Linked DNA regions of Mus musculus: all the other regions are linked to region 7. The links are chromatin loops, found by intact Hi-C in ENCODE. Cell type or tissue: heart. All regions are shown on one strand. Region 1 overlaps Arhgap35 (Rho GTPase activating protein 35). Region 2 holds the start of Sae1 (SUMO1 activating enzyme subunit 1). Region 3 overlaps Arhgap35 (Rho GTPase activating protein 35). Region 4 has its middle 4.9 kb from the start of Zc3h4. Region 5 overlaps Sae1 (SUMO1 activating enzyme subunit 1). Region 6 holds the start of Calm3 (calmodulin 3). Region 7 overlaps Gm29443 (predicted gene 29443).

Evidence for each region. Peaks named below come from ENCODE experiments on the same cell type or tissue, not always from the same donor. Only the 100,000 strongest peaks of a DNase experiment are listed, where the experiment ranks them.
Region 1: a loop joins it to region 7, with 7 times the contacts of the local background. A loop is called at or near these places in 32 of 42 quality-filtered maps.
Region 2: a loop joins it to region 7, with 4 times the contacts of the local background. A loop is called at or near these places in 10 of 42 quality-filtered maps.
Region 3: a loop joins it to region 7, with 7 times the contacts of the local background. A loop is called at or near these places in 28 of 42 quality-filtered maps.
Region 4: a loop joins it to region 7, with 4 times the contacts of the local background. A loop is called at or near these places in 16 of 42 quality-filtered maps.
Region 5: a loop joins it to region 7, with 3 times the contacts of the local background. A loop is called at or near these places in 4 of 42 quality-filtered maps.
Region 6: it touches region 7 in a loop (3-fold over the local background); 2 of 42 quality-filtered maps call a loop at or near these places.

The regions. Positions count from the first base shown.
Region 1 is chr7:16,505,846-16,509,845 of GRCm38, forward strand. All of the region lies in intron 5 of Arhgap35 (Rho GTPase activating protein 35), which reads right to left. Among named protein-coding and RNA genes, the nearest start is that of Npas1, 31 kb to the left of the region's middle. In heart, a CTCF peak has its summit at 1,622 (motif pointing right); a DNase peak (open chromatin) is centred at 1,656.
Region 2 is chr7:16,386,458-16,390,457 of GRCm38, forward strand. Sae1 (SUMO1 activating enzyme subunit 1) reads right to left here and starts at 1,439. Exons shown (of 9, transcript NM_019748.3): 1 at 1,184-1,439. The coding sequence starts at 1,293. In heart, a CTCF peak has its summit at 1,544; a DNase peak (open chromatin) is centred at 1,404; H3K4me3 peaks cover 1,890 bases; H3K27ac peaks cover 1,535 bases.
Region 3 is chr7:16,491,883-16,495,882 of GRCm38, forward strand. It overlaps Arhgap35 (Rho GTPase activating protein 35), which reads right to left. Exons shown (of 7, transcript NM_172739.4): 7 at 2,591-4,000. Among named protein-coding and RNA genes, the nearest start is that of Npas1, 17 kb to the left of the region's middle. In heart, a CTCF peak has its summit at 1,715 (motif pointing left); no DNase peak of the experiment used is centred here.
Region 4 is chr7:16,394,256-16,398,255 of GRCm38, forward strand. No RefSeq gene overlaps it. Among named protein-coding and RNA genes, the nearest start is that of Zc3h4, 4.9 kb to the right of the region's middle. In heart, a CTCF peak has its summit at 1,859 (motif pointing right); no DNase peak of the experiment used is centred here.
Region 5 is chr7:16,375,055-16,379,054 of GRCm38, forward strand. It overlaps Sae1 (SUMO1 activating enzyme subunit 1), which reads right to left. Exons shown (of 9, transcript NM_019748.3): 2 at 3,311-3,422. Among named protein-coding and RNA genes, the nearest start is that of Sae1, 11 kb to the right of the region's middle. In heart, a CTCF peak has its summit at 1,671 (motif pointing right); no DNase peak of the experiment used is centred here.
Region 6 is chr7:16,922,523-16,926,522 of GRCm38, forward strand. It overlaps Calm3 (calmodulin 3), which reads right to left and starts at 1,510. Exons shown (of 6, transcript NM_007590.3): 1 at 1,319-1,510. The coding sequence starts at 1,321. Gm45972 (predicted gene, 45972) reads left to right here. Exons shown (of 3, transcript NR_165470.1): 2 at 1-40; 3 at 918-1,996. In heart, no CTCF peak of the experiment used is centred here; DNase peaks (open chromatin) are centred at 249, 849, 1,589 and 2,079; H3K4me3 peaks cover 2,670 bases; H3K27ac peaks cover 2,549 bases.
Region 7 is chr7:16,615,737-16,619,736 of GRCm38, forward strand. All of the region lies in intron 1 of Gm29443 (predicted gene 29443), which reads left to right. Among named protein-coding and RNA genes, the nearest start is that of Arhgap35, 2.7 kb to the left of the region's middle. In heart, CTCF peaks have their summits at 1,530 (motif pointing left) and 3,387; a DNase peak (open chromatin) is centred at 3,055; H3K4me3 peaks cover 1,245 bases; H3K27ac peaks cover 1,101 bases.

The sequences.
Region 1 (4,000 bases), 110 kb before region 7:
TGTGGAAGGACTTTGGAACTTTGGGCTAGAAAGCCATTGAGTGTCGAGAGCTCAGTGAGAAGTTATTTAGGAACTTGGAAGGTAAGAATATTGAGAGCAGCACAGCCTGCCTTGTGAAGTTTCAGAGGGAAGATTTAAGACTCTAACAGGGCCATTGGCTATTTTGAATTAAGATTCTGTGGTTCAGGTAAACTGTGATGAACAAAAAACCAGAACTACTGAAATGAAACCTTTACATTATTGGGACAATCGATGCTGGTTAGCTGGAGCTAAGAAATTAGCAGTGATTAAGAAGGGACCAGGACTGTTGAGGTGAAATGCTTTGGAAAGTGTTTCCTGAGAGAGTCAGCACACAAAAACTATGTTCCAGAGGTGATCAGAGTTGTACATCATGTTGGCAGCCAGACTTGGTAATGTGTAATAGTCACTCAGGTTTTAAAGATATGAAGGCATGGAGAACAGCTGAGGTTTGGTGAGAGGCCATTAGTGAAGGTGCAGCCTCAGTGGCAGGACTGAAGGGGTCATGCAGAGAAGTTGAGGCTTGGCTCCATGAAGATAGCCTATGAGCCAATCAGTGAAAGTGCAGACCAGTTGCAGCAAGGGACCCCAGCAGTTTTTGGAGATGCCAGTACTATGAAATGACCACCAAGAATAGCAGCAGCAGCGGAGTGGAGCTAGGCGGTTCCTAGAAGACAAACTGTGTGCTGCAGAGGGCAGAGCTTGAGAAGTGACTCAACCACTTCTGGGGCGTGCAAAAGATTGTGAGAGGACCCTAGACCTTGGACAGATGGAGTATGATTTTGCTTTGATTTGATTGTGACTGTGCCCTGATTTTTCCCTCTTGAAGTAAGAAAATATTTGGTTTATTTTTTATTTTACTGGCACCCATAATTGCAAGATCTTGAATGTTAACAGACTCTGAATTTTAAAAGAGATTGGATATTTTAAAGGGAATGAAATTTAAATGTGTTTGAGTTTGTAAAGACTGAGGGACTTTTAAAGTTGTTTTTAATGTGAGATCTTGAGGATGAATAAGAAAAATTATTCATAAGAAAAAGGTGAATAAGCCTATGGTTTAATAGTGATGTTTGTGTGTCAAGTTGATAAGGGGTCAGTTGTACTGGCTGGTTTTGGTGTCAACCTGACACAATCTAGTCATCAGATAAAGGAGACTCACTTGAGGAAATACATCCACAAGATCCAGTTGTAAAGCATTTTGTTAATTAGTGATCTATGGGAGAGGGTCAAGCCCACTGCAGGTGGAGTCATCCCTGACTTGGTCCTGAGTTCTGTAAGAAATTGGGCCGAGCAAGTCATGAGGACCAAGGCAGTAAGCAGTACTCACTCTCCATGTCCTCTGCATCAGCTCCTGCTCCAGATTTCGTCTCTTAAGTTTCTGACCTAACTTCCTTTGGTGATGAACAGCGATGTGGAAGTTTAAGCAGAATAAACCCTTTCCTCCCCAACTTGCTTTTTGATCATGGTGTTTTTGTTGCAGCAATAGAAACCCTGAGATAGCCTTCTATCAGCAAAACCCTCTTCTGCCCCTCCCCAAACAAAAAGGTGCTATGTCAGCTGTCCCAAGAAACAATGGTATTCTGTTGGGTGGCAGCATTCAACATGCCTCTAGGTGGCGCCAGGTCAAGGCAAAGCAAAGACGTGAGAACTGGGTCTCCAGCAGCTGGCCTCCTGAACTTCCTTCTGACCTCCCCTAGAGAGACAGCATGAGTCTAAGATGATCCCCACATAAGTGCTGCCTCGAAGTCTTGGTAGGTGGGCAAAAAGGAGAGGCTAACAAATGTTAAAACAGACCATGTGTAAATAACCTGAGCCCTGCACCTTCCACAGCTGGGGTGGGTTCATTAGAGGAGCAGGGACTCAGGACTGGAAGCCACTTGGCCTATAACCTCAACACAGCCTTGAGAGTAAAGCTTGAGTCAGGCAGTGATGAGCTCCAGGACCATACCTCTTTTCTTGTCTGACCTCTTTCTTTTCTTTTCTTTTCTTTTTTTTTTAAATAATTTATTTATTTATTACATGTAAGTACGCTGTAGCTGTCTTCAGAGACACCAGAGGAGGGCGTCAGATCTCATTACGGATAGTTGTGAGCCACCATGTGGTTGTTGGGATTTGAACTCAGGACTTTCAGAAGAGCAGTCAGTGCTCTTAACCGCTGAGCCATCTCTCCAGCCCATCTGACCTCTTTCTTAATGCTTGGAAAGGGAACTCTTCCTTTTCTTTTTTCTTTTTGACACAGGATTATACAATGTAGTTCTGGCTGTCCTGGAACTAACTAGGTAGATCAGGCTGTCCGAAAACCCCTTCAGTAGCTGTAGAGGAATTGCTGTTTCTGGGTCTTCCCCTTTTTCCCTTACAAGAGCCAAGGCTTCCTTTGGCAAAAATAATAGAATACGTGCCCTATGGTGGGCAGCCTCAAGAGGTCAGGTCCTTCAAGGCACATGACATTCTCCTAAGGCCAGACAATGGGAAAACTCCCACACAATGGTCACCCTAGAGCAGTGAGTGGGTCTCAATCTTCCTAATGTTGTGTGTGACCCTTTATACGGGTCCTCATATTGTAGTGACTCCCAACCAACAATATTATTTTCAGCAATGTGACTGGATATAAAATGAACTCAAACAAATCAGTGGCCTTCCTCTACACAAAGGATAAAAAGGCTGAGAAGGAAATTAGGGAAACAACACCCTTCACAATAGTCACAAATAATATAAAATACTCTGGTGTGACTTTAGGCAAGTGAAAGATCTGCATGACAAGAACTTCAAGTCTCTGAAGAAAGAAATTGAAGAAGATCTCAGAAGATTAGAAGATCTCCCATGCTCATGGATTGGCAGGAAAATGTAAAATAGTAAAATGTAAGATAAATTGGCAGGAAAATAGTAAAAATGGCCATCTTGCCAAAAGCAATCTACAGATACAATACAATCCCCATCAAAATTCCAACTCAATTCTTCACAGAGTTAGAAAGAACAATTTGCAAATTCATCTGGAATAACAAAAAAACCTAGAATAGGGAAAACTATTCTTAACAACAAAAGAAGGTCTGGGGAAATCACCATCCCTGACCTCAAGCTGCACTACAGAGCAATTGTGATAAAAACTGCATGGTACTGGTACAGTGACAGACAGGTAGATCAATGGAATAGAATTGAAGACCCAGAAATAAACCCACACACCGATGGTCACTTGACCTTTGACAAAGGAGCTAAAACCATCCAGTGGAAAAAAGACAGCATTGTCAACAAATGGTGCTGGCTCAATTGGTGGTTAGCATGTAGAAGAATGTAAATCAATTCATTCTTATCTCCTTGCACAAAGCTCAAGTCCAAGTGGATCAAGGACCTCCACATAAAACCAGAGACACTAAAACTGAGAAAAGAAAGTGGGGAAGAGCCTCAAGTACATGGGCACAGGGGAAAATTTCTTGAACACAATACTAATAGCTTTTGCACTTGCCTCAAGAATTGACAAATGGGGTCAGGCACATGCCTTTAATCCCAGCACTTGGGGAGGCAGAGGCAGGTGGATTTCTGATTTCAAGGCCAAACTGGTCTATAGAGTGAGTTCCAGGACAACCAGGGCTATACAGAGAAATCCTGCCTCGAAAAAAACAAAACAAAACAAAACAAACAAACAAAAAACAAAATAAAAGAAAAAAAAAGAATTGATAAATGGGACCTCATAAAATTGCAAAGCTTCTGTAGGCAAAGGACACTGTCAATAGGACAAAACGGCAACTTACCAATTGGGAAAAGAACTTTACCAACCCTATATACGATAGAGGGCTAATATCCAATATATACAAAGAACTCAAGAAGTTAGACTGGAGAGAAACAAATAACTATTACAAAATGGGGTACAGAGCTAAACAAAGAATTCTCGACTGAGGAATACCAAATGGCTGAGAAGCACCTAAAAAAATGTTCAATATCCTTAGTCATCAGGGAAATGCAAATCAAAACAACCCTGAGATTCCAC
Region 2 (4,000 bases), 230 kb before region 7:
TAAAAAATGCTCAAGGAGCCCAAGTAAGATGCCTCACCAAGTAAAGTGCTTGTCTCAAATGCCTGGGGGACACCTGGCAACCTGAGTTTAGACCTCAAAAATCTACATAAAGGAACTGACTTCACAAAGTTGTCCTTTGGCATCCACATCAACACCATGGAAAACGTACAGAGAAGTCAAAACATAAAATTCTAAAACCTCTCCCCCAAAAAATGCTCCCCCCAAAAATGCCTAGGGAGCCAATGTGTGATGATGCATGTATTTATCTCAGCACTTAAGACAAGTAAGATCTCTGCAAGTTCAAAGCCAGCCTAAGCTATAAAAACAATTACCTTTGGAGTTTGTTTTGATTTGAGTCAGGATCTCACTGTGGTAGCCCTGGCTGTGTTGGAACTACATAGCTCAGACTAACCTCGAACTCACAGACATACTCCTGCCTCTGCCTCAGGAGTACTAGAATTAAAAATATGAACAACCATATCCCCACAAAATATAATTTATAACTTGAATATGTTAAGGAAGCCAGGCGTGATGGCACGTGCCTTTTTAATCCCTGTACTCATTCGGGATGCAGAAGCAGGCAGATCTCTGAGTTTGAGATCGTCTACAGAGCGAGGCCCAGGACAGCCAGGGCCACAGAGAGAAACCTGGTCTGGGGGAAGGGGAAAGAAAAACAAACAAACAAACAAACAACCCAACGTCTGTAGCTGTGTGCTGAATAAATTGGGCCACTCTGCGCCTCTCCAGGGGTCCCTTTGTCAGGACTTGCCCTCAAGCACTCCTCTAGAGGAGCCTGTGGGGTTTGTCAAGTCCCCAGGGCGTCCAACACAGGTTCCCATGCATAGAAATTAATGAGCTCAGCCCGCCACCCCCCTATTTTGCACTAATGCTCACCCCACTTAGACCCTACAAGCCTCACCTAAATCCCACCATCACCAGGTACTGACACCGAGGGAGCCTCAAGTTCAAATCCTCCCTCTCCCCCGCCTCCTCCAAGGACACTCTCAATACTACACAGGGGACATCTCCACCTCCGGTACTTTGCAGAAACACCGTCCATTCGTCAGTTCTGAAGCACTAGGAAACCCAAGTGCAGCAATCCCGCCTCCGCTCCACAACAGGGCCGCACCCACTCCCTCAGGGCCCACACGCCGGCCCGCAGGATGCCCGCGGCGCCCCTCACCGCTTCTGGGCCTCCAGTCCCCACAGGCGGATCTGTCGGTCATACTGCGCTGCCTCCTCCTCGCTGATGCCACCGCCGCCGCCGCCGCCAGCCTCCTCCTTCTCTACCATGGCGCCGGCTTTCAGCTCACCCGCTCCCGCTCTCGCTAACCGCCAGCAGCGAGTCCGTGCACCGGGGACGCGCTTGCGCCTGCGCAGAGAGCCGCGCCTGCGCAGTGCCACCTCCGTGCTTTGCGGGAGACCACGTGGATACCGAAGACTCCAAGGCCCGCTCGCTGCCCCATCACGTGATGGAGACGCCAATCAATCCCGGAGAGGAAAAAGAAAAAAAAAGAAAAGTGGCGGGTGTTTTGATTCCTCGAGGATGTCCACGCGGTCATTTATGAAGCGGATCTGGATCGAGTTGTCACCGGGATTCCAGCATCGATGGTGTGGTGAAATAAAGATACTACTTTAAAATAACAACACATGGAGCTCACTACCTATTGAGGCGAAAAAAATAAAACAAAAGAAAGCTAGACTTTCCTCCTGGACAGAAAAAGAGGAAGGACTCCTCTCTGCCCTCTCCTCTCCTGACACATTCTCAAATCCTTATGTAAGATGCAAGACTCAAATTGATCATGGTGGGCTATGCCTGTAATCACAGCTTTTGGACAAAAATAAGTGAAAGGAATCAAAAGTTAAAGGCCAGCCTGGGTTACATGAGATCCTGTTAACAGAAGCAAACCTAAATTTATGAGCTCGTGCCTGTAATCCCAGCATTCATGCCTTCACAAGGCTGAAGTAGGAGAATTACTACGAATGAGATCCTGTCTCAAAACCGTCAAGGACTGAAAAGATGGCTCAGTAAAGTGCTTGCCTGAGTTTAATATCTATATTCCTATTTAAAACAAAAACAAAACAAACAAACAAACAAATTTGTAGTGCAGATTTGTAATCCCAGCACTTGGGAGAAGGTTTTCTGGGCCTTGCTCAGACCCACACTTATCTAACCAACAAACCCATATCCCAATGAAGATATCCTGGGTCAAAAACCAAGGCTGATGCTGGGTGATGATGGCTGCCCAGAGCTTTAATCCCAGCACTCTGGAGGCAGAGGCAGGAAGATCTCTGAGTTGGAGGCCAGCCTGGTCTACAGAGTGAGTTCCAGGACAGCCAGGGCTATATAGAGAAACCCTGTCTCAAAAAACAAAAACAAACAAACAAACAAACAAACAAAAAAGAGTTCAAAGCTGGGGCTGGAGAGATGGCTCAGTGGTTAAGAGCACTGACTACTCTTCCAGAGGTCCTGAGTTCAATTTTCAGCAACCACCTGGTGGCTCACAACCATCTCTAATGGGATCTGATGCCCTCTTCTGGTGTGTGTTTGAAGACAGCTACAGTGCACTCACATAAATAAAATTAATAAATAAATCTTTAAAAAAAGAGAGAGAGTTCAAAGCTGGGGCTGGCGAGATGGCTCAGCAGTTAAGAACACTGACTTCTCTTCCAAAGGTTCTGAGTTCAAATCCCAGCAACCACATGCCCTCCTCTAGTGTGTCTGAAGATAGCTACAATGTACTAAGATATAATAATAAATAAATCTTTAAAAAAAAAAAAACAGAGTTCAAAGCCAGTCTGGACCACATAGCAGGACTCTACCTCAAAAAAAAAAAAAATTAGAATAAATCCCAGTATGGTTACACATGCCTTTAATATGCCTTTAATAGCAGCACTTGGAAGGCAGAGGCAGGTGGATCTGTGAGTTGAGGCTAGGCTGATCTACATAGCAGCTCCAGACCAACCAGTGGACTGCAAATGTGAGGATTTAAATTTGGTTCTTTAGAAAGCCAGATTTGGTAGTCAGCATGTCTTCAATCCCAGCACTCACACCTAGAGATAGGAAGCAAAGACAGACTCCCCCAGCCTGGTATATGCTGCAATGAAAAAGGGATGTGAGCCAGTCGGTGCTCTTAACCGCTGAGCCATCTCGCCAGCCCCAGCTTTGAACTCTCTCTCTCTTTTTTTTAAAGATTTATTTATTAATTTTATTTATGTGAGTGCACTGTAGCTGTCTTTAGACACACACCAGAAGAGGGCATCAGATCCCATTAGAGATGGTTGTGAGCCACCAGGTGGTTGCTGAGAATTGAACTCAGGACCTCTGGAAGAGCAGCCAGTGCTCTTAACCACTGAGCAATCTCTCCAGCCCCAGCTTTGAACTCTTTGTTTGTTTGTTTGTTTGTTTTTGTTTTTCGAGACAGGGCTTCTCTATATAGCCCTGGCTGTCCTGGAACTCACTCTTTAATCCCAGCACTCGGGAGGCAGAGGAAGGCAGATCTCTGAGTTTGAGGCCAGCCTGGTCTACAGAGTGAGTTCCAGGACAACCAGGGCTACACAGAGAAACCCTGTCTTGTAAAACAAAACAAAACAAAACAAAACAAAACAAAACAAAACAAAAAAGGGATGTGGTCTTATTCAAGGTGGGAGATAAAGACTGACACTAGAGGTTATCCTCTGACCTCCACAGGTTGGATGAGACACTGATAAGCTCACATACACCACACACAATATTGTAAATGATAACAACACTTCCTCAACCAATGCTTTTGAAAGCAACCGTAATTAAATATATACAGAGAGAGAGAGAGAGGAGAGAGAGATACACACATTCACACACGCTTTCACATGCACTCACAAATAAAATAATACCAAAAACCTTGGAAGTTAGTGGTTGTTTATTAAAAGAGCAATTGATGGGAGAAGGAAATGGATAGAAGAGGATAATGAGGGCTGGCAACTATGATGGGATAACATTATGTGTATGTATGGAATCGTC
Region 3 (4,000 bases), 120 kb before region 7:
CTAGGGTGCTTTCTTCCCAATCTCAACTTTTGTATGCAGCAGGGCAGGATGGTGTTCTGCTGACCCCTGGTGGCCACATGGAACAAGGCAGTGCATTCTCTCTGCAGGTGTTGTTTTGATGCCAATTCTGGCATGTCCAGCTTTGGTTCTCACAGGTGCACTCAACATTCAACTGACTCTGTTGTCTGGAGTTCTAAGATGTGCCAACCCCCACCTCTCCTTCTCATGTTCACATTCTCGCAGTGTGCTAATCCAACTGACTCAGCGCCCAGGCTAGGATTCACTCAAATCTTTTCTGGCTTGGACTGTCTCTCTCATTATTGATGTTTTTTAGTGATTTTGAGATGAGGTCTCAAAGTGTACCTTAAACTCATAATCCACCTGCCTCAGCTTTTTAAAAACGTGTGCTCATTTTACATGCATTGGTGTTTTGCCTGCCTTCTGTGTGAGGGTGTCAGATCTTGGAGTTACGATTTTGAGCTGCCATATGTGTGGGTGCTGGGAATTGGGCCCAGATCCTCTGGAAGACCAGTGTTCTTAACTGCTGAGCCATCTCTCTGTCCTGCACCCCACCCACCTCAGGTTTTGATTGTGGGGACTATAGGCATGCCTATAGACTATAGGCACACTTGGCTTAATATTTTGTCCCTTTTTGCCCTGAGGACCGAACACATAGCCTTCTGCCTGTGCATGCTAGGCAAACTCTACCACTGATCCACACCCACCTCCCTTTACGTTTTGTGAGATAATCTTGCTAAACCTTTAATTCCTTGGTGGCTCAAGCAGGCCTGAAAAGGGAAATTCTCCTGCCTTAGCCTGAGTAGCTACTATGATTGGCCTGTAACACCAGGTTTGGCTGCCTTTCATGGATTTACTATTAGGTGCATGTACATATAAGTACAGGGATTGATGGAGGACAGAAGCGTTGCAATCAGTAGTTAGCCTGTGTAGGTGCTGGTAACGGAATTCAGATCCCTGCAAGAGCAGTATATGCTGTTAACTGAGTCACTTCCTCAGGGAGAGCTTAAAGAGCGACCCACTGGTCACACAGCTGTGACAGCATCTGATAATTCCACTGAGAAGTGGGCTCTGGGCAGGCAGAGCTGTGCCTGTGGCTGTGCTTCCTGGAGCCCGGCACAGAGCACATGCTCTGGGATTCTGAATTAAATGAGTGGAGACAATCTAATGCCAAGTTAAGTACACTTCAGAGCTTCCTAGTCATGGGGTGGGGAGTAGCCTATCTGCAACCCTATTACCTGGGAAGTTGGAGGCAGGAGAATCAGTTCAAGGCTAGCCTCAGCTACATATTGAGGGCTCCTCCAGACTAAACAATAAAAACAAAAGGACAACTGTGGAGGTCCCAGGGATCAAGTCCTCAGGAATTGGTGGCAAGTACTTTTACCCAACGTGCCACTGCACCAGCCTAGAATCAGGTGACGACATTCTGGCTGGGCATAGGAGAGTCACAGATGTGCCCACTAGAACTCTAGACTCATGTGAGTGGTAGCTTACACCTGTAATCTCAGCACTCAGGAAGCTGATTCAGGATTGTACCAAGTATAGGAACACTCTGGGCTATACATTAGTACCATCTTGGGGTGGAGTTGGCTTAGTGGCTAAAGGTGCATGCTGTTTATATAGAGGACCAGAATTCTCTTCCCAGCTCACAACTAGTAACCCCTGTTCCAGGAGATCCTATGCCCTCTGCTGGCCTCCACAGGCACTGCATTTACCCACAAAAACACATTCATATAAAACTATGTTTCAAAAAACAAACAAAAAACCACAAAAAACTGAATAGGGGATGGAGAGATGGCTCAGAGATTGAGAGCTTGCTGCTTTTGCAGAGGACCCAAGTTCGGTTTATTGGGCGGCTCACAACTGCCTCTAACTCACACATAGGAGGCCAGCCAGGGTTACATGGAGAAACCTGAAGCAAAACAAAACAAAACAAAACTCAGGAGGAGGTGGAGGAGGAGGAGGTAGGTAGGTAGGCTTGAAGTTTGAGGCTGCCTGGAGTTTTTTCCCCATCCATGGTGGTGCTGTGATAGACATCCTGTATGAGGAACTTCTAGGCCCCTGCCATAGGGAAGGAAGGGTCAAGGGAGGTCAGGTTAAGCGTGCATGTGGGGATCCATCAGAATCTCAGCAGGCCTGAGTTACAGTATTCTAGAGCACTGGAATGGAGGCAGAGGAAAGAGCACTTGCCACCATCTGGGATCCAGATGATGGGATGATCCTACTTCACCAAGGTGTTCTTTGATGGGCCTTCGTGATAGCCATGTGCCCACACTCACAACCACTCAAACTTCCTTACACAGATGTTTAAAACCAGCTGTCTCAGCACACCTGGTCCTAGGACTACATGTGTGCACCACAGTTACTCTTTCAGTATTTTCAGGGGTGGTGGAAATGTTTTTGCTGTGGCTTCTTTAGGTGGCTAGCCTTCTCACTTCTTACAACTTTCCAAAGCTTCTGGCCATCTGCAGTTCTCCGACTTCTGTCCTCTCAACACGGCTGCAGAGGATGAGGGGTAGGACTGTCCCCACTTGGCCCCAGGCTGCTGTGGAGACTGCGGCCCTTCATTTCTCTCAGGCCTGTTTTTATTTATGGTTTTTTTTTTTACAAGATTGATTTATTAACTATGATACATATCACATAAGGCCTTTTCTGTCTTTTTTTCTTTTTTAACACCATTCCCATTGAGACAAGTACAATACTTTGTAGCAAATACATAATCTTAAAAAACAAAACCAAACAAAAACACTTCTGTCAGAGATGTCTTGGCTGCCAGGATGGCTGCCCATGCACTAAACAGGCTGGAGCCTCAGAAACCCATGACGTATTTAAAAAAAAAAAAAAAAAAAAAAAAAAGCTTGGAAATGAAGCAGACATTCCTAACAGCAACTAGAGAGGTCCTGGTTTGAGCCCCCATGATACAGGAAATCATCGTTACACTTGCTTTACAGACAGGTTTCCACTTTTGCTGCGAAACATAAGTTTGGGCACACGGCCAGACTACTAACACACTTCAATACCATTAATGTTTCTGTTTGTTTTCAGGAAACTCAAAATATTTGTTAATCCAACACATATAAAGATCATTTAACATAGAAAATACAAGTACCAGAAAAATAAGCTGACAGCAGCACTATTCCAAATTTTCAAACAAGTTTTATTCCCATACAATCCCAAGACTTTTCCTTTGCTTAAAATGTACACAGGGAACATGATTCTTTAATGTGAACAATAACTTATGTCCTGGCTCCACTACTTGGGTGGCTTCATGGTTGGGTAATAGTGCCTCTAGCCTTAGCCTCTCTACAGTGTCCCTGGCTGCTGCAGTCCTAGAGTGACCCAGTCCATCCCCTGCCCTCCCCATGCACACTGGCAGTGGATGTGGAATGGAGAACCACTTTCTTCCACCTGCCATCTGTAGATGACTTTAGGAGATGAGGATTGTAGTTGGCCCACTGCTAAGGCTATGGGTCTGGGGGCAGAGCACAAGGTACCCTGTAGGGTCCTCACTTAGGGGATGCAGGTCTTCAGGGATTCCTCCCACTAGACCAGGGGTACAGACCACAGAAGGGTTCACCCCACCCCTCTGGCCTACAAGTTGCTTTTATGTCATTCCATGTAGTGGTAGAGACAGTGTGAAGGTTCTAAGACCGTCTGCTAGTGCTGCTGTCTGCCTTGGCTGGGGAAAATGGAGAGTGTGGGGTCAGACAGAGCTCCAGACCTTTCCATATCCCTTAAAAGGTAGAGATGAGAAGGTGGGACAGTGCAGACAGAATGCATACTACCCAATGTGAAACACAAAACCCAGCCCGTGGTGATGTTGGGTGGTGACAGGCTATGGTCACCTCCAGGGCTTTCTGGGAAGGGCAGTAGCTGACCTGGCCACCCACTCAAGCCTGATTGTTCTGACTTCTGTGGTTGCCTTGTCATGGGTGGGAAGGACACTCAGAGTGCCTGAAAAGGGAGGTGCACCAGCCTGGTG
Region 4 (4,000 bases), 220 kb before region 7:
CACGTTCCGGTCAACCCACGCTCTCGGCTGGCCTCCAGGGATGCCCACATGTATGATGCACACACATATACATTTACACATAAAGTAAAAAATCAACACATGGGGGCTCTTAACCACTAAGCTATCTCTCCATCCCTAGGCTACACATCTTACCATCCCTGCCTTTGTGATAGGTTCTTTTGCTTGCCACTTACGCAGCAGGCAAGCTGTGTAAGTGTCACCTTCCCTGACTGAGGTCCTCATCCATGAGCCTTGCGGCCCTCTGCAGTTAGGTCTTGCATCTGGAAGAGCTGCTGCAATGGTACTGTCTCAGGCTCTCCAAGGCCCTTGAGGGTTGCTGGTGGACCAAGCAGTTGCTGGGTCTCCTCCTTGTCCAGCAATGACTTAAGGGCCATCTGATCTGCTGTCCTTGGTCCCACTGATGTCCCCAATATGTAGAGCTTACTCTTCTGGCCCTGAGATGTCACACCTTCAGCTGGTAGACACAAGACTCTGTCCTGGCAGGGAAGGCATCACAGCAGGAGCATGAGGCCACCTGGGCACTCTGAAAGTAGAGACTTTAAGATAATTATTTTTTGCCAGGTGGTGGCACAAACCTCTAATCTCAGCCCTCAGGAGGCAGAGGCAGGGGGAATCTCTGTGAGTGCAAGGTCTGCCTGATCCAAAGAGTGAGTTCCAGAACAGCCAGGGCTACGTAGAAAAACCCTGTCTGGAAACCCAAAAAAATGAATAAATAAACAAGCAACAACAACAAACCACAAAAATTATTTTTATTTTTTGAGACAAGGTCTTACTAGGGAGCCCTGACTAGCCTGGATAGGATAGAGATCCCCCTACCTCTATCTTCTGAGTGTTGGGATTAAAGACTGAGATAGTATCTCAGTATCATAGCCTGGCCTGCAACTAAAAGCAATCCTCCTGCCTCAGCATCTAGAGTACTAGGATTACAGATATAAGAAACCACACTGGGCTACATACAAGCTCCCCCCCCCACTCCCTCTGCTCTGCTGGTGATGGAATCCAGGACTGGGGGGGTGGCGGCAGGAACTTCTATCACTGACTTAATCTACATCCCATTCTTACTTCTCTATAAGCATCTTCAAACCATCGTCAACCCTGAGTATTGTTTAATAATAATAATAATCCAGGCGTGGTGGTGCACGCCTATAATCCCAGCACTCGGGAGGCAGAGGCAGACAGATTTCTGAGTTCGAGGCCAGCCTGGTCTACAAAGTGAGTTCCAGGACAGCCAGGGCTATACAGAGAAACCCTGTCTCAAAAAACCAAGAAAAAAGAATAACCCCTTCATGATGAGGGTGTTTTGCCTTCATGTATGTCTGTGCACTATAAGCACACCCAGTGACTGGATCCCCTGGGACTGGAGTTACAGACAGTTGGGAGCCATCATGTGATTGCTTGGAGTTGAACTCAGGACCTCTGGAAGAGCAGTCAGTGCTCTTGACTGCTGAGCCACCTCTTCCGCTCTTTCTTTCTTTTCTGTGATGAGCTCTCATGCGGTCCAGCTGAACTCTACGTTGCCGTGTGCACCGCAGGATGATTTTGAACTCCTGATTGCGCTGCTTTAATGTTTCTGGAACTTTCACCTTTTGCCCCAGGCCTGACTTTCATTACCTGTTAATGAGGTAATCACTTATGATGAATGTCTGGTTCCTGGAAATAAACCCCTCATCACTGTAACTAACAGTAAAAAAAAAATAATTTAAGAAAAAAAAAACCAAAAAAGCAAAGCAAAACAAAACAAAGGATCCTAAGGGAGGGTATACTGGTCCCTGGAGAAAGTTGATTACTGAAAACTACTGGTTAATTTTTGTCAGTAATTTCACAAAGGTCCTCAAGGGGGCGACATCATCCCCCAGAAGAGGATGAATCTGTCCGTTTAGATTTTATTCCCTGGTACCTTTTTGCTAAAAGCTGGGTTGAATTATAAAATGAGAGGGAAAGAGAAATTGGTTTGCATGAAGCAGGGACAAGTTAGTGTAATGCCTTTTTTCCCTGATTGCTTTCTTTCCTCTTTTTTTCAAGACACTGTCTCTCCTAAAACTTGCTCTGTTGACCAGGTTGGCCTCTAACTCAGAGATGCAGCTGTCTCTGCCTCCCCAGTGCTGAATTAAAGGTGTGCACCCGCACTGCTAGGTTCTGATGAGTTCCTTTCTCTTCCAGATGGCTCCAGGGGCTAGTACCAGGTCCTTCTTCACTCAAAGGGAATAGGGTATCTTCTTGGTAGAATCCTTTCTGTTATGTAATAAAACCCTCCTTAGAGCCAGAAAGGAAAACCCTTGTTAGCCCAGGGGTAGAGTTCGATTGGTTAGAGAGTTTGCTTGGTACACAGGAAATTCTGGGTTTGATGCCCTAGGTGGGATGATGTCTGACTGTAATCGCAGTACCCCAGAAGTGGAGGCAGGAGGCTCAGAAGTTCAAGGCCATCCTCCACTATATAGGAAGTCGAAGGCTAGCCTGGTCTACATGAGGCAGTCAAATATCCAGATAGGGAGAGCATTGAGGATGGTGATAGGCACCTCCAGTCTTACCTTCAGTTAGAAGATCAGAGAGAATAGCCTAGGAGTTCCAGGTTATTCCAGTAGCATAGCAAAGTCCAATTTGGGAAGAGAAGAGGGAATACAAGGGACAAAGCAAGGCAAAAGGAGATCCAGGGAGGAGGTCTACTGGCATTTTGTTGTTGTTGTTGTTGTTTTTCTCCAATAATAAATGGCAAAGGTCAGGTATGGTGATACATCTCTGTTGCCAGCACATAGAAATTGGAGATGGGGGGGGGGTCAGGAGTTCAGGGTTATTCTTAGCTCTATAGAAAGTTTAAGGCAAAATGCTAAATGATACTGTCCCCCCCCCCAGTTCCCTCCTCCCTGCAGAAAACAGGGTTTCTCTGTAGACGGCTGTCTTGTAACTCATTCTGCAGACCAGGCTGGCCTTGAACTCACAGAGACCGCCTGCCTGTGCCTTGTGAGTGGTGGGACTAAAGTCATGTGCCCCCACCACTTGACACTTGTCTTTAAAAAGCCAACAAGTTGAAGTACTGAGGATGTGACTCAGAAGTACCTGCCCAGCATGTCACCTGTAATGTCCTAGGAAAACGTTTTGCTAGGGAGGGTGTGATGGATCTCTACAAGGCCCTGGCTGTCTTGCAACTGTAAACCAGTCTGGTCTCAAACTCATAGAGATCTAGCTGCCTCTGCTCTTGAGTACTGGGCTAAATAAAGGTGAATACCACCATGCTGAGCTGGGATGTTTCAAACAGTGCTTCCACGGAAAATTTTGCTTGTTTGTTTCAGACAAAGTCTTGCTATTTAGCCCTGGGCAAAAACACATTGAGTAGTAAAAATGACCTTGCTGGGATAAAGATCTATCGATCTAGCCCAGCTAGACCAATGACCACTTCCTTTTACCACGTGGAACCCAGCTGACCCTGGCTGATCTCAGGTCTCTGTGTAACAGCTCTGGCTGTCTTGGAACTTTCTCTATAGAGCAGGCCGGCCTCAACCTCAACCACACAGAGATCCACCAGCCTTTGCCTGTGGTGTGCTAGGATTAAAGGCATGTGCCACCACCTACCTTTCTTTCTCTCTTTCTTTCTTTCTTTCTTTCTTTCTTCCTTCCTTCCTTCCTTCCTTCCTTCCGTCCTTCCTTTCTTTCGATGTATTTATATGAGTACTCAGACACACCAGAAGAGGGCATTGGATCCCATTACAGATGGTTGTGAGCCACCATGTGGTTGCTGGGATTTGAACTCATTGGAAGAGCAGTCAGTGCTCTTACCCGCTGAGCCATCTTGCCAGCCCGCACCCTTATTTCTTTCTTTCTTTTTTTTTTTTTTTTTTTGGTTTTTTGAGACAGGGTTTCTCTGTATAGCCCTGGCTGTCCTGGAACTCACTTTGTAGACCAGGCTGGCCCCGAACTCAGAAATCTGCCTGCCTCTGCCTCCCAAGTGCTGGGATTAAAGGTGTGCCCCACCACCACCCGGCCG
Region 5 (4,000 bases), 240 kb before region 7:
GGCGTCATTTCTCAAGTCACTCTTGGTGCAGACTGCCTTCCAGCCATCCACCTCAGTCTATTAAAGTCACAGCTTCTTGGAGACCCACCAGACCTCATCACTGAGTGTTCTTATCTACCACCTTTTGGAGATAAGCCATTAACAACACATTAATCGCCCAAGTCAAAACCTTGTCTTCACGTGGATTCCTGGCCTGCATGTAGCCCTGCAGTAAGCTGGCTAAGGGCAAGGACCTGGACTCCTTGCCAAGACGGAGGCCACAAGTAACCAGGACCTAACCTCCTTTCCCTCCATTTACTACCGAGCAGATGGTGGCAGGTCCCAGAACTCAAGTAATTCTGAGAATAAGAAAGTGAAATCATCTCCTATATCTCTTCTTGGCTTTGAGTTCATGCATGTATGGGCCAGCAGATTCTCCTGTTCCTCATACCAGCGCACTTCCCGACATCTCACCTCTCATCTACAGTACCTAACACACTTGTAAAGTGGTTTCTCATCCTACATCTTGAGTCAACAATTGATGCAGTGATTACTGATACACTCAAACACACCTTGAAGATCTAGAGTCCCGATCACCTTCAATAATGAGGCCATCTTGATTGGTGATAGAGGCCAAGGCTGCTCAGGTTGCCTTCTCATTTTCTTTGAAACTGTTTAATGAATATTCACCTGGAGGGCTCTAGCAGACCCTCTTAAAACTTCCCTTGCCAGCCCGGAGGGAGAGCTAGAGAGCTGACTCAGCGGTTAGGAGCACTGACTGCTCTTCCGGGGGTCCTGAGTTCAAATCCCAGCAACCACACAGTGGCTGCTCACAACCATCTGTAATGAGATTGAATGCCCTCTTCTGGTGTGTCTGAAGACAGCTACAGTGTACTTACATATGATAAGTAAATAAAATCTTAAGGAAAAAAAAATCCCTTGCCAAAGCAGTCTTTCAACTTGATAAGCACCTCCTTAACTCAGATCAGAACCCTAGGAAACTTCTCCAAGTCTCCATATCACAATCTGCGTTAAGGAGGCCAGAATGGCTTCTGGATAATGCTTTGAGAATGAGAACCAGAGTGTAAGCACCTTTTATTCAGTGAACGGCAGACTTCAGGGTCCCTGAGGGAGTGCTCTAAGATGTGTGAATGTAGACTAAATAAAATGCTAAGGGACAGGCATTAAAACCCCCATCTAAATGAAAACAAAGTCTGAGAAGTCTATTGTCCAGTTGTAGAAGCTGGGACTATAGCCAAGTCCACATGATTTCACAGCCTTCCAAACAACTTTATACCTTCTCCTCCAACGGTGTTCTCTGGGAAATTGGGGAAGGAAAAGCATAGTGTATTTACTTATCTGATGGGAGTTGGGCTAGTTAAGCTGAGTAGCACTAGGCTACAGAAAGTCCATTATAAACCACACCTAACTCCAAATCCTGGAGTGCTTTGATATTTGTATCACCGCCCAGGTTCTCTACAGTGTAGCTGGGGTTGAGGACACTCAAGGAGAAGGTACTATGGCCCTCCAAGTGAGTAGAGGAAGACAATCAGCCCATGCCTCCCAACACTTCACAGCCCTTAGCACTCTTCTGACATGACATCAGAGCCACCTCACACATCTGGGATGAGCCCCACAGCCAGATAACTGCTTGGTGGCACATACACTAATCCTCCTCCAGATGTGCTCCTGCCTCTAGAGGGCACTGTAGTCTCACAAAAATCTTCTGTCCTGACTGCTCACAGATATGTATTTTCTTAGATTTTCTTTCTTTTTTAAATGTTTGATGTATGAGAGTTTTGCGATGTAGCCCAGGATGGATTTAAATTTGCAGCAATCCTCCTGCCTCTGCTGAGTGCTGGGATTACAGGCATGTATCACCATACCACTTTCCTCTTAGATTTAACTTAATTTTTAGATGGGGATATGGCCTAGTTGGCAATGCTATCTGTCTAGCAAGCAATGAAGCTGTAGGTTTGACCACCAGTGCTTCATAAACAGTGTGGTGGCTCATGTCTGTAAAATCAGCACTGGGGAGTAGAGGCAAGATCAGAGTTCAAGGTCACCTTCACCTGTTCAGTTAGCTTGAACTAACCGAAATCCTACTTCAATAGCAATAAAAATGCCAGAATCAACGGCATATTCTTTTAATCTCAGCACCGGAGGCAGAAGACAGGCTGATCTCTGAGTTTGAGATCAGCTTGGTCTACACAGAAAGCTCCCAGCCAATCCCTACATAGTCAACAGCCTCATGCCCGGCATGGAGAAGCGCAAGCCTGCCTTTAATCCCAGCACTCAGGAGGTGGAGGCAGGTAAATCTCTGTGAGTTCAAGACCAGATTGGTCTACATAGCAAGTTCCAGGGCAGTCAGGAACTACAGAGAAACTCTGTCACAAAAGAAACTAACAAACAAAAGTTATGGCACTGAGTACGTAAAGCTCATGGCTTTCTTCATATTATAGTATAAAGTTCTAGTTTTTTGAGACAAGGTCTCGTAGGGTTTGAGGCTACACTCCAAGTCCCACTGCAGCCTGAACTACACGAGACCCTGCCTCAAGACCAAGAAGCAAGCAAATAAACAAAAAATTGCTAGAAAATTTACATGTCAGTGAGGCTTGAAAATGTATAAACAAGCACTTCCACCCTAAAGGAAAGATAGGCCAGAGAAAGCTGTACGTGAACTGGGCACTGCTGTGGTATCTCTGTATGATGTACAGTTTCATACTGGATGCTCACTGTTCTCTGGATATGCAGTCTATATACCTACCTTCTGTCTGATTCAATGTTTTTCAAAGTAATGATGGTGAGCCATCTATGAGATTATTTTGACTATTTTTTAAATTTTTTTAAAAAATTACATACCTTTATTTTGTGTGTACTGGTGTTTTGCCTGCATGTATGTCTATGTGAGAATGTCAGATCTTAGAGTTATGGACAGTGGTAAGCTGCCATGTGAGTATGTAGAGATGTGAACTCTGGAAGAGCAGTCAGTACACTTAACTGATGAGCCATCTCTCCAGTCCCACTGTGACTTTTTTTAGGACCTTCATTATATAGCAAAAGCTACTCTTGAATTTATAGTTCTGCCTCAATCTCCTGAGTGTTGGGATTATAGGTATGTGCCATCACACTGAACTGAGCCATGTTCTATATGTTCCCATTCCCGAATCATTCCAGGCCTGAATCAGCGGCTCAGGGGTTGAAGACTATATATTCACGTAAACCTCCTCCCAGGCCTCAGTTTCCCTACAGTGGCACTGAACCTGGATTTGCCCAGCAGCACTGGCAGCACGGCCTTTTGAGAGATACAGGGCAATCAGATGGCACATACCTGTTCGTGGTCCAGCATGGTGAGCCCTTTGACTCCTGCCAGGATAAGATTCTTGGCAATTTCAGCTCCAAGTCCTTTCATGCCAACAATCAGCACCCGGGAAGCTCGAAGCCTGTGAAGCACATGCTATGTTAATCTGATGACCCCAAGTAGTGGGACTTGTTCAATCACAGGACAGGAAAAAAAAAGAAAACTTAATTTTCACTATATGCACCACAGAAACACCACTGAACCTTCAGATCTAGAAAATTGGCCCCAAACAACTGTGCACAGAAAATGACTTCTTTACTGAGCACGTTGTGTATGCCCTCTCCACAATGAGCAGCGCAGTGGAGAAAGCAGCTCTTCAAGCATAAGGCCAGATGATGGGGCAGGGGGACAGAGCTCTGTCAGGGGACGGGGCAGGGGACAGAGCTCCGTCAGTAGGACACTTGCCGTGCATGGATGAGGTCCTGCATGGCTCTCCAGAACCACAAAATAAACGAATAAAAAGAGGACAAGGGAAGATGCAATTTTAAAGAACAAGTGTTACATAATGATGAAAACCGTTCTGAAGGAGTGTATCTGTCACCTGAATGGCTGGGAAGCTGAGGCGAGAGAGATCTCAGGAAGTTCACATCCAGACTGGATTACAAAAACCTTGTCTCCACAACAAGAAACCCAGAGAAGGTGATTTTTCATCAAAATAAA
Region 6 (4,000 bases), 310 kb after region 7:
CCTGAGGGATGGAACTGGGCATCTGTCACTGACCCAAACGGTACTGTATTGCGCTGTCATTTGGCACAGTGAGGAGAAGCAGGTGCATGAAGCTGGAGGAGAAAGGCAGCCCTCCTAGCCTGGAAGGGACAATGAGGGGGCCAAGCTTCCTGGCTTAGCCATCATTTGATGCACCCCAAACTTTGACCCCAGTCCTGTATCATGCAGCTTCAGTGCGCAATAGGGCCCTGAACAACTCCGCCCACCTGCTCCCACTGCCTCAGTGCCTTCAGCCTGGCCCAGCCCCATTCTTGCCAAGGCAAAGGGAGCACACAGCTACTCCTTCAGGTCCTCTGCTGCAGCCCATGACCAAGCCCGAGTCATCAGCCTTTGTGTCGGGACCTTTCCCCGGAGACACCCACCTCTAAACCTAGTCCTACCTCAGCCACCATTCATTGTCTCCTACACTTCTCTAGAAGGCTGTCCAACCTCACCCCCACCACCCAAACTCAAGTCCTTCCCTAGCCCTCACCTTGGAAACCCCGTTTTTTCTCTGACCCAAACAAAACACGCCTTACAAACCCCAACCTCTCTTTCTAGTGCAACAACCTAGACCTCAGAATCCTTCCTAGCTACCCCCAACCAAGTTCTCCACAAGGCTCCCTGGTTCCCCACACTACCCGTGATCACATCCCCACTCCTTTAAAAACATTTCTGCGACCCCCAACTCTCCTCAGTCCCCTTCTGGGTCCTCACAGGCTCCAAGAGCATCTTCTAGCCTCTGCTGCCACCCACCTCGGGCTCCTCCTTACCTCAGCCTGCACCTGACCCTTCTCCTCTTCCTCCTCCTCTTGGCAATGCTTGTCCTTGGAGACCCCTCCCCCACCGGGGTCTACAGTGCACAAGTGACCCAGGATCCCCATCTATCCTCTCTGCAGAACACTCCCTAGGAACCGACCGGTCCCCCTCTCCGCTACCCACAGCCACCCCTCTAGGAGCAGCCTCCTGCATTCCTCCAGGACCCAAAGCCTTCATCGCCGGCGTTTCCTATTTCCTCCTCCCGGGGACCGGGTAGATGTGATTCTAAAACCAATCGCCCGGAGAGGGATCCGAATGCTGCCTGGGAGGTGGCGGGGGTGGGGATGTCCTGGAGCTCCTCATTTGAAGCCTCAGACTGTCTGTTTGGGGGTCCTACCAATTCCATCTGCTGCTAAAACCGCTTCTAGAAGTCCCAAGGGCCGCATGGGAGGTCCCGAGGGGCCCGGCCTCTCCCTCCCAGGGTTCGCTCGCCATCTCCGGGATGGGGGGGTCTCCACCCGACTTCAGCCGCCTCACTCACCATGGCGAGGCACCGGTATCCGGAGCTCGGGGATCGAGGTTACTCTGGCGGCGGCAGCAGCTGCAGCAGCTCGAGCTCCGCCGCGCGTCCGCGCCTCCACACTCTTTGCCCGCAGCGCGCGCCACCGCCGCCGCCGCCCGCCCCAACGGTCCCTCAACGGCCGCCGCGCGCGCCCCGCCTCGCCCGGCCCCGCCCCAGACGGCTCGCGCGCTCCCGCTGCACTGCGGCTTCCTACGGATCCCTTCGCGTCAGGCTCGTGCGGCTCGCCCCTTCCACAGAGCCCAGCGAATCTGCTGCCGCACGGGCACGCGCACGCGCGTTCCCCACCGCGGGGACTACTTTCGCTCTCGGCGCTCTCGGCCCCTTGCATCCGCTCCGCTTTCCTCTCTGGCGGAAGGGCACCGGTTTACGGAGAGTGACACGTCTCTGTGTGAGCCACGCCGCTATTGGACCCGCCTCGTGGCGGAAATGAGAACGCAACTCCGATTGGTCCGGCCTTCCCTGCAATGCGTCAAACTGGGGCGAGCCACCGCGCGGTGTGCGGGGGGCAGCACGACCTGTGTGGCTCTGTGGAGCCGCGAGGAATAGAGGGGCTAAGACGGAAACAGGGTGGATGTTGGAGAAGCAAATACGTTGTCTCTATGGCTCGGAAATAAAAATGGGTTGGGGGAAGAAGCAGAAGGACTTTCTTCTCTCTCCCTTTGAGCAGATACAAGATGGTTTAATCCAAAATCGTGGGGTCTAGGAGCCTGGCCTGAACCGGCTCTTCACAGTGGTTGGCTCTTCAAGGTTCCGCTGGTCTCCTGAAGGTTCCACCCTCTACGCGTACAATTTGCTGGGATGGCTGAGTGGGTGAAGGCGCTTGCAGGCAAGCTAGAAACTGTGAGTTCGATCACCGGAACTCACGTGGTGGTTTGGAGAACAGACTTCCACAAAGAATTGTCCTCGGACTTCCACATGCGCGCTGTATAAATAAGTTCAAACAAACAAACAAACACAAATCTAAAACACGCACAAAAGCAACATGTGGGGATCTGGACTTGACTCTTGATCTCAGGATCTGTACCCAGAACAATCTCTGGATGCAGAATGTTTTCATTCATTCATTCATTCATTCACTCATTCAGCCAATTAAACATGAATTGGGCACTGCTGTCTGCACAGATCTGGTGCCGGGCTGTGCTGGTGACATCACACTTCTCAACCATTCTCTTGTCACCTAGACAGTGTGACTCACTTCTTATTCTAGGGATTCCAGGCACAGAAAGAAAAAGAACTGTTGCTAAGGGCACCTGAGACAACTGTATTGTATACCATAGTGTATATACTGTACATTACTGTACAGAGCCCTCGTATAGGATGGGAGTTGGCATTTTCTTCCTTCCTTTATTTATTTATTTATTTATTTATTTATTTATTTATTGAGACTGTGTAGCCCTGAGCCCTGGTTGGCCTTCAGAATCAAAGGCATGCATCGACACTCCAGGGCAAGAACTGACAGAGAAGGGGGGTGGGGGGAGAGAGAGAGAGAGAGAACTTCTAGGGTCAGAAAACTTTTTTTTTTTTTTTTTGGTGGGGAGGGAGAGACTGGGAGAATATAGTCTTTCTGTAAATGCCGCCTGTGGACATCTCTTAAATCTGCTCTCAGGAAAGAAAATGTGTCTAGTGCAGAAGGAAATAAAACTGATAGAGCAGAGGCAGAGAGGAGGGAGGATCTTGTTGACATTGGTTTAAATGTCTGCAACCTGTAAACTGAGATTTACAACCTGTAGGTCTTGACCCCCTTGTGGCTTGCATATCAGATATCTTGCATATCAGATATTTACATAATGACTCATAACAGTAGCAAAATTACAGGTTTGAACTAGTAATCAAACAATTTTTTAAAAGATTTTTATTTATTTATTACACACAGTGCTCTGTCTGCATGTATGCCTGCAGGCCAGAAGAAGGCACCAGATCCCATTACAGATGGTTGTGAGCCACCATGTGGGTGCTGGGAATTGAACTCAGGACCTCCAGAAGAGCAGTCAGTGCTCTTAATCTCAGAACAGTATCTCCAGCCCACAATGAAATAATTTTATGATTTGGAGTCCCCAGTACTTGTATGGGGTTTTTGCAGCATTAGGAAAGTTGAGAACCACAGACTTAATGACATTAAAATGTGTTCTCTCTTTTTTTGAGTCAGGGTATCTTAGTTTGGTTTCTATTTCTGTAATAGAGGCCATTTCTAAAACCAGCTTGGGGGAAGAAAGGGTCTGTCTTAGTCAGGGTTTCTATTCCTGCACAAACGTCATGACCAAGAAGCAAGTTGGGGAGGAAAGGGTTTATTCGGCTTACACTTCCATACTGCTGTTCATCACCAAAGGAAGTCAGGACTGGAACTCAAGCAGGTCAGGAAGCAGGAGCTGATGCAGAAGCCATGGAGGGATGTTCTTTACTGGCTTGCTTCCCCTGGCTTGCTCAGCCTGCTCTCTTATAGAACCCAAGACTACCAGCCCAGAGATGGCACCACCCACAATGGGCCCTCCACCCTTGATCACTAATTGAGAAAATGCCTTACAGCTGGATTTCAAAGAGGCATTTTTCTCAAGGAAGGCACCTTTCTCTGTAATAACTCCAGCTTGTGTCAAGTTGACACCCAAAGCCAGCCAGTAGAAGTCTGTTTAGCTTACAGGCTAC
Region 7 (4,000 bases):
GGTGCTTGCAGGGGGAATGGTGATGTAAGAGGGCTCCCCTCTAACTCTGTATTCCTCTGGGAGCCCTCCGGAAGGATGGATTGTGAAAGACAGGCTTTCCCGGCGCCTCACAGAGTGTGGAATGCCTGAAGGAAGCACGTGTTTCCGATCCAGCCTTGCACTTCTTTCCAGGCTTTTCATCTGTAAAGTGGGATAACAATACTGAACTCCAAAGGGTCGCTTGGAGAATCGAATGAGGTATAATAGGCCCTATGGCCACGATTCATGGTGGGAATCCTCGAACTACTAGAACCCAGTAAAATATGGGCGATCTCCCTTATACATTAATATCTATAATAGCTGATGGATTACTCTTAGCAGAGGATTACCCACAACAATAGAAAAACGATGAATATATATTACGCTGTAATAAGAGAAATGTGGATGTGACCCTCCTAGCCACCGGTAACTGAAACATCAGAAAGCAACAGGGGAGTTAAGAGGGAACTACTGTGTCTCTAAATGAGGGTGGGGTGTAAAGGAGTGACCTACACGTATTGAGTACGCAGTAAGCATTGCTAAATAAAATTACATGGGCTCGACCAAATCCAGCAGCCAGAACTTCATGAAGTCAAAAAGGTCATGCTGTGGGTGATATTCCTGGAGTCTGCTTTAAGGTGGTTAAGGCAGCCAGTATGTATGTCTCTTTTGGCTCTCTACAAAGGCAAGAAGGAAAAATCAATATCATAAAATTTTACAGTGGAAACACAGTAATGAATTTTCATATTCTGAAAAAAAAGTTTACATGTGCTCAAATTTTAAAACACCCCAACAAATGAAGCCTCTCATTAAAGTTTGTTAGGAGGGCAGGTTCTTGTGGTGTGGGCTGAAGAGATCAACAGTTAAAAGTGGGTTCCTCTCCCATCTATAAAGATCATTACTTGGGGCTGAGGACAGAAGTCATTGGTAGAATGCTTGCATAAATACACAAGGCATTCGGTTCCATCCTAAGCACAGAGTGTCTGGAGTAAACTAAAGTTAATTTTGTTTTCTGTTTTTTGAGACAGGGTTTCTCTGTGTAGCCCTGGCTGTCCTGGAACTTGCTTTGTAGGCCAGGCTGGGCTTGAACTCAGAGAGATCTGCCTCTCCCTTCCAAGTGTTGGGATTAAAGGCATTTGCCACCATGCCTGGCTAAAGATAATTTCCATTAACATTTTTCTCACTAGCTATCCTGGCTGCCCTGGAATTTACTATGTAGCTTAGATTGGAATTGAATGTGTGACTGTGTCTGCCTCTGCTTCCTGAGTGTTGGAAAAGAATGATGTTGGAGTTGCACAAAAGAACACAAGAACAAAGCAAAAATAACTCAACCAGACAGTTTATCATTATTACTATTATTATTGGTTTGCAAACTCAGTGTTTGCAGGGAGGTGTAAAGATGGATCAGAGGTTAAGACCACTGGCAGTTCTTCAAAGACTCAGGTTATATTCCAGCTCACAACTGCCTGAAATTCCAGTTCCAGGGAAAATGATGCCCTCTCCTGGTCTCCCCAGAAACTGCACAGGCATGCGAGCAAAAACACCCATGTCTGTAAAAATAAATTTCAAGAAAAATGTGTCTGTGTGTGCGTATCAAAACCCAAACTCAACTATTGAACATACATGGCTGAGATGGCTTTTGTCTTTTATTATTGATGGAGGTAGCAACTTTGTCTTATCCCATTGATGGGAACTCGAATTCTCAATTTGACTCGATTGGCTGGCTGATCAACTAGGTAAAGGGAAAGAGGAAAATTTTAAGAAAAATGGACCTTTGTTGGACTAACTCTTTTGGATAGAAAAGGAATCCCATTCTCACATGAGTGCATGTATTACCACAACAGAGTCCAGAAAACTATAATACCCTTCCAAGGCAGAGGAATGCCGTGGTGCTTAAGAGCACCGATGCCCTTCCAAAGGACCCGAGTTTGATATCTAGCACCCACGTGGTGGCTCACAATCATCTGTAACTACAATTCCAGAGGCTCTGATGCCCTCTTAGCCTCCACTGGCACCAAGCACAAATGTGGTACACAGATATATAGGCAGGCAAACACCTCATTCACATAAAATAAAAACAAAACCCTACCAAATCCACTCTTGGGAAATATGTGAACAGACAGTATCTCACTTTGACCTCAGGTTTTTCCTTTTTGAAGTCTGCCACCTTTTCTTCTCAGGTTGAAGTCACTCTCTCAGAATAGCCGGATCCTGGAGCTTCACAGATGAGAACACTGGGCAAGGGTTGTAGTTCAGCTCCTAGAGTGCCTATCTAGCCTGTCCTGGATTCAGTCACCAGCACCACATAAATGGGGTGTGATGACACACAGTGGGAATCCTGTAATAACAGCCCTTTGGAGGTAGAGGCAGGAGGATAGGAAGATCAAGATCAACCTTGGCTACATTGTTAGTTCCAAGCCAGCACAGGCTACATGGACTCTGGTTTCACCAATAATAATAATAGGAAGAACAACAAGAAAAGGCCAAATATAAGTAGATGTTAATGAGTAATTAAATAGGAAACAAAAAGAATAGCTGGCATTCAATCTAATGGTAGTCAAAAAGGCAAAGTCCTTGTCTGCTCACTCTTGTGCTTTCAGATGTCTCTCAAGCTGGGTCAGGGAGCTGGCCCCTCTAGTATCCCAAAGAACCTGGGTATCACAGAGAGAGGGGCGGGGAGGAGAGAGAGGAGGATTTGCCTGTCTCTGCCTCTAGAGTTCTAGAATAAAAGGCATTTGCAACCGCAGCCTGGCTATTCCTATCTCTTAATTCTTTCCTATCGCTTAAGAGCGCAGATCTAGCACTCCCACAATCACCATAGATGTCACCAACAGGTCTAAGCACAAGGGAGAGGGCTCAGGAAGTGTTTGGTTGTTGTTGTTGGGTGAAGGCACCATCCGGCAAGGCCTTCCCAGCTCTGCAATTCTTTCCAGGACTTAAGTAGGCGAATGGTAGCTGAGTAAGCCAACGACAGGAAGCAGGCTTCCCTTGGGGCAGCCACCCCCGCGCACCCGGCCCCCCTTCACTCCAGGATAAACAAACATCCGACTAAACAATTAGCTGACAGAGACAAGAACGGGCTGCCGGGCTGCTGGGTTGGATCTCTATCAAGATTTCCCAAGCATAGCCCTGGAGGCCCGAGTAGCTGGAGGTCACTTCCACCAGAATGCTAGGAACCAAACGCGCTTCAGGTCTGGACGCGAATTGCAGAAATGGATGGTGGCGGCGGGGGGATTGACACGACCACAAAAGTTTTGCATAAAAATTGGCGATGCTCGGACGTATTCAGTCCCTATTCCGGAGAATTAAAGAGAGGGTCGGAACCAGGGCTGATCCTGACCAAGAGGTCGATGATCCTACAGCGCCGTCTACCCGCGGAGCCGAGAAAGCCGGTTCTCGCTAAAGCTGCGGGAGAATACTGCCAGTGATGATCTTCCTTCCTCCACTGGCCAGAAAGGCAGCCTATGATGAGGAAGGGACAAGAAGCCAGGGGTGCTCGCAATCACAGCAGAATCACAGCTCTCCAGGAAGGACTCAAGACATCTAGTGTACAGTACGCCAAATTTTGTTGGAAGGATTCACGATGAACCTATTTCTATAAATTTGTAAAATTAGCATAATCCCAGCACTTAAGAGGGAGAGGCAGGAGGACTGGGAGAATTCGCGGCCAGATTGATCTTTGACTTGCAATAGTCTGGGTACTCAAAGGCAGCACAGGAAACAGAGAAATCCTGCCTCAGAAAGCAAAAGAGAGCAGGGAAAATGAAATAAATTTCATGTAAATTTGAGTAAAGCACAGATCTCAGCTTGTTTGCCTGTTTGCTTTTGGTGCGGGACAGGTAAAAGGCAAGCTCTCTACCAATGAGAGAGGTTTTTGTTTTGTGTCCCTCCCCCCACCCCACCCCCACCCCCACCCCCACCCCCGCCCCCAGGCAGAATTTTACCAAGTTGTTTAGGCTGGTCAGTCTATACAGTTCTTTCA